2 separate regions of the Homo sapiens genome follow, and region 1 is linked to region 2. Evidence: chromatin contacts called from ENCODE Hi-C or POLR2A ChIA-PET data. All regions are on one chromosome and are shown on one strand. Each heading gives the region's core, a stretch centred on a gene start or an enhancer-like site at or near the end of the contact. The rest is flanking DNA. Distances are from core to core; before and after follow the strand shown.

Region 1 (4,483 bases), core at 1,718-4,217, 51 kb before region 2:
ATGGGATTGCTTTCTTGATTCCTTTTTCAGCGAGTCTATTATTGGTGTATAGAAACACTACTGATTTTGTATGTTTATTTTGTATCCTGCAACATTACTGAATTTGTTTATCAGTTCTAAGAGTTTTTTGGTGGCGTCTTTAGGTTTCTATATATTTAAGATCATGTCGTCTGTAAAGAGGGACAGTTTGACTTTCTGATTTCCATCTGGATGCCTTTTATTTCTTTCTCTTGCTTGATGGCTCTGGCTAAATCTTTCAGTATATGTTGAATAACAGTAGCAAAAGTGGGCATCTTTGTTCCAGTTCTTAGAGGATTCAGTATGATGTTAGCTGTGGGTTTGTCATACATGGGCTTTATTACATTGATATATGTTCCTTTTATCCCTAATTTGTTGAGAGTTTCTATCATGAAGGGTGTTGAATTTTGTCAAATGAGTCTTCTGCATCTGTTGAAATGATCATATGGCTTTTGTCTTTCAGTCTGTTGATGCAATGTGTCATGTTTATTGACTGGCATATGTTGAATCATCCTTGCATCCCTGGGATAAATCCCACTTGATAAATCCCACGTGATATTTGATATGTTGGATTCCATTTGCTAGTATTTTGTTGAGATTTTTAAATTATTTTTATCTTTTTTAGAGACAGAGTTTTGATCTGTTGCCCAAGCTGGAGTGCAGTGGCATGATCATAGCTCACTACAGCCTTGAACTCCTAAGCTGAGGTAATTCTCCTGCCTCAGCCTCCCTAAGTGCTGGGATTACAGGCATGTGCCACCACTCTTAGCCTTGTTGAGGATTTTTGTGTCTTATTCATCAGTGATATTGGCATTGGCCTGTAGTTTTCTTTTTTTGCTTTGTCCTTATTTCTATTTTTACTCCTTTCTCATATTAATGAGTGAAGAGATAGGTTGTTCATCTTTTTCTTATTAACTTATTAGAGTTCTTTGGATATGAAGGATATTAAACCCAAGTCACTTATGTGACAATGTTTTCTTTTTGTCATTTTCATTTTGACTGATTATTGTATTTTTTTCCCAGACAAATGTTTAAGATTTTTATGTAGTCAGATTTATCAATCTTTTCTTTTCATGGCTTCTGAACTTTTTGGCATGCTATTTTAAAACTTTAGCATAGTTTCTGTTAGTGGTAGTAGAGGTGTGTTTATATACATATATATCTTTTAAAATATATGTGTGTTATATATATAATATTGCCTTTAAATCTCTTCATCTATAATTTATTTTTATATAAGCTATAAGACTGAGTGCGATGGCTCATGCCTGTAATCTCGGCACTTTGGGAGGCTGAGGTGGATAGATTGCTTGAGTTCAGGAGTTCGAGATCAGTCTGATCATCATGGCAAAACCCCATCTTTATGAAAAATATAAAAATTAGCTTTGCATGATGGCACATGCCTACAGTCCCAGCTATTAAGGAGGCTGAGGCACGAGAATTGCTTGAGCCTGGGAGGCAGATGTTGCAGTGAGCCAAGATCGTACCTCTGCACTCCAGCCTGGGCAACAGAACAAGCCTCTGTCTCAAAAAAAAAGATATAAAATAGGGATCTATTTTTTTTTCCAGTTGGCTAGCTCAGTTTCCCAACACTATTAACTGGATAATCATTCTTTTCCCATTGATTTGCAGTGTTTCCTATATCATGCATTAATCTCCCATACAGAGCTCAGTTTGTGGTCTCCTTGTAATTTCATTGATCTGCGCCAGTACCAAACATGTTTAACTTTTGTAGTTTTATATATTTTCATATCTATTAAAAAGGCTAATTCTCTTTTATTCTTCCTTTAACATTTTTTTCTAAACAGTTTCTGGATTTTAATTTTTTCAGTCAACTTGCGTAGCATTCTGTCAAGTTAAAATTGATTTTATTCTTCACTGGTCTTTCCTACATAATTTCCAGCAACCCCTGGAGGCAGGAAGAGTGTACACCCTTTGGGTGAAGTCTGGGCAGTATTGGGGTCTCCATTTAAGGTTCTCTTCTTCCCCCTGAAGCCATCTCATTGATTCTTTCATTCAGCAAATAGTTTTGAGCTCCTATGAAGCTTTGTGCTAGGAACTCTGAGGACCACAAAACTGGTAAGACATGACTCCTGCCTGAAATGAAGTGTAGATGCTTTACTGTGGTTTCCATTGTGTCTTCAGCCACCTCTGGGGGATCTCCTTCTGTTTTTGATGGCATACCTGGATTCAGTTAGCCATGCATACACATTCCCTTAATGAGAAACTTTAGCCAGTTTTTTAAAAAAATCATTCCAAAGAGTTATTTAAAGATATTTTTTCATCACACAGTTCCTGGGACTACAGAAATGACATGGGCGAGGCTCAAGTCCTTTTCCCTACTTTCTTCCTGTCTTCTAAACCAAGCTATATTATTCTTTTTTATGTGACAGAAGGAAGTCTTTTCTTTTTTTTTTTTTAAGACACAAGTGATTGCCTGAAGCTACTTTTAGGGGAAACATATATCCTGTTGTCGTATCTCTCTCTCAAGAATCTGACTCTCAAGAAAACAGACCACAATGTAAAAGTAGTGTTGGGTGTGCTGCTTTGTAAACCACTCTGGGGGCCATGTGAGAAGAAAGCGTCTCTCAGTCAATCACTTTTCCAGAAAAGTCACAGAAGTCCGTGTTTTCAGGCAATGATCAGCGCCTCATCAGTATGCAGCACTGCTTCTACCAGCAGCATATTCAGGATTTTCTGAACAAATACTGTGATTTCCTTTTAACGTCTCTGCTGAAACTAGATTAGTGCAGCTTGAGCAGCCACCCTGGAATGAAGACCTTGTGCCGGGTCTAATGCTGCCAAGTGCAACTGCCGGGATCAGCCAGCGGGAGCCACCCTGTCACACACCTGTCATGTAGGTTGATCAGAAGCTCTCATGAAGTTTTGACTAGGCAGGGTGGGTTTCTAGATCAGCTGCTCAGTGTCCCATGTTGTTATTCTGTGACCTGTATATAGTAAAGCTTGGTTGCTGGAGGCCACCTTCTCCCAGTAGGTGATCACTTTCGCTTTCCCAGAAGGAAAGTGAGCTCCACAATCTCACTGTCCCTACTGTTACAATAAAGTTCTTGTTGGATGCAAAAATGATCATGGGTGTTTTCAACTTCTGTTACTCCTTAGTCTCACAGAAGGTTTTTGATTTATTGCTAATTGTGCTTATTGATATAGCACTTCTTACATACATGTAAAATATTATGTGCTGATTATCACAGCAGTTTTTGCCCAAAAGCATCCATATCAAGTAATCTTTGTTTTTTGTTCTTTCCCAATGTATATGTTGAACCACGTGAAATTACAATTGCAATGTTTGCAATTTCATGATTCAACCTAACAAAAGGAATCTACCCTCTTGCTACCATCATTACCACTGGTTTAACTTGCAAATCTGCTTGTAGCTCACATCTCAGTTTCTCCTTTCTCAGAAGTGGCTAAATGGCCATGGCTGGTACAGATTTCCTTTCCATCTCTATCTGGGCCTTTTTGTCACCTCTCTCCTTGTACTTGTGGGGTCAATTAAAATTCTTCTGCTGTTATCTCCATTCATGGGTCTCCTCAGACTAGCAATTAAAAGAAACCTGTCTGAAATCAGGGCAATTATAGCAAAAACTAGCCAGCACAACAGGAAGGGTGAGATTGGCCAACTTTTATAAATTAATATTACTTCCTGTTAAATCAATTATGTAAAATAGTTGTAATAGAACCCATTAATTTGTATTCCATTTATGAGATTATTCAAAGCCTGTGCTTTAGTTTGAACTATACTGTATATTTATATATAGTTATAATTTAATTACAAGAAATAATCTGTAAATAAGTGGTGTGAACATAATCGGAGGCATTATCATTTTAGAGAAAAAGAAAACTCTCAGTGCTACCTTAGAATCACCTACCAAGAACTAAAATGCTGAAGAAAAATTTTGTGGTTAGAGCAGAAACTCAAAGAAATTCACAAACCAAAACCTTGGTAGCCTACAGATACCATGTGAATGCAGAAATAGTGAACATGTCTTTTGAAAAGCAGTCTGCCATTCACTTCCCATGATCTCAGACTGGCATTTTAAAAAATACGTCTATCATTGTAAATTAGTGAGATTCTGGTATTTGATTAATATTAACAAAATACTGAGGAATGTTATTTTGTTTTACTGAAGGCAGCTAAAATGTTTGATGTTTTAATGTAAGTTTTTGCACCAGATTTTATAGGGGAAATTTTAAAAAATGAATCTACCACACCCTTGCTCCCCATGTAGTGACCTATGAGGGTGTGTGGAATGGTGTGTGAGGATGTTCTTGTTGCCTGTCTGAGCCTCAGATGCCTCATCCGTACAGGGTGGATAATCATAACTTACTTCTTAGGGTTGATGTGATAATAATATCTATAAGTTAGTAAGGGATGAGCAAACATTCATTCTCTTCCGCTTCCCTTTAACAGCCTTTTATGAACATGCTCCTTTGCTACCCTTGACGA
Region 2 (4,090 bases), core at 1,591-4,090:
AAGAAAGTTGAGATGTGCTAACACTTACCTGTGGAATGACTTTTCTCTTTGTGTGGTGCCAAAGTTTTCTGGTTTCCCTCTGAAGAGTATATGTCTGGGGTATATCCTGTCTGTGTTCCCAGCCACACTGCAATGACAGGGGGGCCACCCTGCTCCTCTGGAACAGAACAACTTCCTGAGTACAGACCAGATGTTGAACAATGGCCTTACTGTCCGAAACGTGGACAGCAGATACTTCTTTTGTGACCCCCTGCTTTCCCTAACTAAACACCCCTTGTTCTTTTTTAACCATTTCACAAAATGATCTTGTGGTAGCAGAAACCACTGCCATGTGGTTTTCTGTTATTAATCCTAAACTTTCTTTCCTTATTGTTTTATCATAAAACAGATAATGTTATTTTCACAAGCATTCTGAAAATTACCTAAGTAAATGTTATTCCCTTCAACATAGTTACCTTAGGAGAAAAAATGTTTATTCCATTGATGTGGTCATTGCCCAAAACATGTCTAGAACTCCCTTCTCAGTGCCACAAACTTGCTTCTCTCATATTCCAAAGTGTGTAGAGTGCAGCTCTATAGGAATACATGGCTAAAGATGTGAATACACGTGGGTTTTTGTCATATTTTACCTGTAACACATTTACACTTACTTCATCTTTTTCTTTCTAAATAATGAAAAATCCGGCTGGGCGCTGTGGCTCATGCCTGTAATCCCAGCACTTTGGGAGCCAAGGCAGGTGGATCACTAGGTCAAGAGTTCAAGACCAGCCTGGCCAAGATGGTGAAACCCCATCTCTTCTAAAAAAAATACAAAAAAATTAGCTGGACGCAGTGGCAGGCGCCTGTAATCCCAGCTACTTGGGAGGCTGAGGCAGGAGAATTGCTTGAACTCAGTGGACAGAGGTTGCATTGAGCCGAGATCGTGCCATTGCATTTCAGCCTGGGCAACAGAATGAGACTCCGTCTTAAAAAAAAAAAAAAAAAAAAAAAAAAAAGATCCAAATATTGAATGAACACTTTCATTTTTATATTAATGTCTACATTCGTTCATGGATAACTGTGTAACTCTTCACTTGACCCTAACTTTAGAAACTGCCCATATAGCACCTCAAATTTGATTTTAGCTAATAGCTATTAAAAATGCTATTATCTGTGTTAAGTGGAATTTTAGGTTTCATTGCCTAAAACCTAAAATGGAAGTAAAGTGGATTTTCTTGTCATCTACAGGAAATGTTTGATGTTATATTGGATGAAAATCAGCTTGAGGATGCATGTGAACATCTAGGGGAGTACCTGGAGGCGTACTGGCGTGCCACCCACACAACCAGTAGCACACCCATGACCCCGCTGCTGGGAAGGAATTTGGGCTCCACGGCACTCTCACCATATCCCACAGCAATTTCTGGGTTACAGGTATTGTCACTTTTTCACTCATGCTTTTTACAACCTTACATGTAAAATTCTATGGGAACTTGATTAGGATGGAGACTGGAGTCATCCTTAATCTGAAGAGGGAACACTATGTGCACATTATATTTAAAAATCTTAAATATTATCTAATTATGATCTATCCTAGAGAAAACTACCCAGAGACTGACAATTTCCTGAGAATTATGCTGTCTGTGAATTTACAGTGGATTTTACTTAGGTAAATTAACTCCTCCTATGTCTAAACTCTGCTGGCAAACGTAATGCCTACTCAATGCACCTGCCCATTACTTTTTTTTAGAGACATAGTCTCACTCTGTTGTTCAGGCTGGAATGCAGTGATATGATCATAGCTCACTACAGCCTCAAATTCCTGGACTCATGGGCTTATGCAGTCCTGCTGCCTCAGCCTCCCAAATAGCTGGGACTACAGGCACATACCACACACATGGATAATTAAAAAAAAAAAATTGTAGAGACAGTGTCAGTGTCTCACTTTGTTGCCCAGGATGATCTCAAACTCCTGGCTTCAAGCAATCTTCCTGCCTTGGCCTCCCAAAATGTTGAAATTACCATCATGAGCCACCACTCCTGGCCCCTCCATTACTTCTTAATGCCACTTCTTAAGGATTACACAATAGCTAAGTAAGATATATAGGTGCAGATAGGCCTTTCAGCTGCCCTTAATTAATCCTGCCGCACCCAGGTTGCTAGGCCTGCTCTCTACCTTGCACAAGACAATGTGGATATAAGTAGAGCTGCTCTGTTCAGAAACAGTAACTGATCCCTGAGTTTTCTTGGGGCTGTGCAGGTGCCCACCTTTGTAAGTGGCTGTGGCACGTGTCCTTTAGGGAAGCTGGTGACGAACACAGGATCAAGAGGTTCTCCCTTCTGCTGTTCTGGTATTGCACTCAGAGGTAGAGATAGGGAACCAGAGACCTTATGGTACAAAATGAGCCTGCCTTTCTACATCAATTATTATTTACCATTCATCAAGTAGCTGCTGGAATGTGGCCAAACCCGCAGCAAACTGAGGAACATGTAGTCAATTGAGCCCTCTTGTATCATGATGAGTTTTGTTTTAATGGATTATAATGATAGTCTTAATTGTCGATCATACAGAGTTAACTCTGAGATAAATGGCACTCTCTGAAATGCTATTATAGCTGTATTACTCTGTTACAAAATTGCATCTTTGTAAGCAGAAAAACTGTCATGCAAATGAATAGCTTTTGAAACTAGAAATGAACATGAAAAATGTACTGTGGTAATGTACAGCACATACGCATGCATTAGGACTATTTCATGCCTTGTTTCACTTCCCATGGGCTGATCTGAGTGTACATTACTATTGACTAGTGTGGATTGGCTCTGAATTGTACATTACAGAATGAGAAATAGATGCATGAAGCAATACACTTCTGTAATGTACGTAGAAATGCAATGTTGCACTTTTATATTGAATACAACAATCTTGACTCATCACTGCTAAGACATCCACCTAGAGTGGTTCTCCCTGTTTCACTAATGAGTTAATGTGTTGCCCTTTATTCTGTGGCCTATTTCTTCTCCCAGTAACAATTGACACTTCATTGTGAGGCACCTGAGGTTAAAGGCACAGTCTGTGACCTGTCAAATGAATTTCCTTCTGCCTGAATCTGAGTGTACTTTAGATGAGATGTGTCTGGGCCCATGGTTTCAGCAGGATCCTGTGCCTTAACTGATGTGACCTACCTAAACCAGTAGACACAAGTAGATAAATGTTTTCTCATAGTGGAGAAAAATGTTGAATAACATTTTCTGAGCCTTCAAATAAGTATCTTAAGATGCTAATTTCAATTAATGGTATTAGAGGAATTTCGTTTATATTGGAAGATTATTTTGCAGGACATTTTAGTTGAGGAAGCAAGATTTATAAATGTATCAATTAGCTGGCTTCATAATTATTGTATACACCCTTGGAAAGATTATTACATTTATGTAGGATGCAGAAACACTTTATTTTATGAACAGCACAAATAATAATTTTATTAAAATGTTTTTAAAAGGTATAAGGAATATTCAGTTAGATCAAGGTGAGGTGTGTTACTTTAGAAGGAGAAAGATTATATCAATTCAAGAGAGAAATAATAAATGCTATTCTGAACTTTATTTCCCAATAGTAAAATAATTTTCATTTTTGCAATAGAAATGGAATTATTAGAACTTCCTAAATATATTAAGTTCCATTTAACAGTTAGCTTTCAATTCTACATTTGTAATAGGAAGCATAGTCATTCAGCACTGTGGAATTAAACTCATAAACTATCAACACTCTGGCATCTTTTCATGTTGTGTCCCAAATAAATAAGACCAGATATTCTAAGCAGATCATTGGTGCATCAGGATGCCTTATTAAGTCAGATATTTAGCATCTTATTGTACAGATCCTATGATTTTACATACATTTACATGTTTAGATGAATGAAGCTGACATTATTTAATCAATGAACTATCTGATATTTTTAGAGTCAGCGAATGAGGCACAGCAACCACTCCACAGAGAACTCTCCAATTGAAAGACGAAGTCTAATGACCTCTGATGAAAATTATCACAATGAAAGGGCTCGGAAGAGTAGGAACCGCTTGTCTTCCAGTTCTCAGCATAGCCGAGATCATTACC

The links. A loop is a pair of places that touch in the nucleus more often than their neighbours do. ChIA-PET counts read pairs that join two places held with the same protein, here RNA polymerase II (POLR2A). Pooled maps may share reads with other maps.
Region 1: a pooled map shows a loop between it and region 2 (2.8-fold over the local background). The contact joins two enhancer-like sites. A Hi-C loop is called at or near these places in 1 of 168 maps with a recorded cell type or tissue (cardiac septum), 5 of 37 single-sample maps with no recorded cell type and 6 of 50 pooled maps. POLR2A ChIA-PET finds 5 or more read pairs at or near these places in 6 of 52 experiments (HepG2, MCF 10A, PC-9 and 3 more).

What each region holds. Positions count from the first base shown.
Region 1 is chr2:151,890,320-151,894,802 of GRCh38, reverse strand. The region is part of intron 2 of CACNB4 (calcium voltage-gated channel auxiliary subunit beta 4); the gene reads left to right. Among named protein-coding and RNA genes, the nearest start is that of ARL5A, 64 kb to the right of the region's middle. Within about 2 kb of position 2,967, at least 3 of the 41 ENCODE cell types and tissues checked have a DNase peak (open chromatin) inside an H3K27ac peak, as active enhancers do.
Region 2 is chr2:151,839,226-151,843,315 of GRCh38, reverse strand. CACNB4 (calcium voltage-gated channel auxiliary subunit beta 4) reads left to right here. Exons shown (of 14, transcript NM_000726.5): 13 at 1,228-1,413; 14 at 3,937-4,090. Among named protein-coding and RNA genes, the nearest start is that of ARL5A, 13 kb to the right of the region's middle. Within about 2 kb of position 2,840, at least 3 of the 41 ENCODE cell types and tissues checked have a DNase peak (open chromatin) inside an H3K27ac peak, as active enhancers do.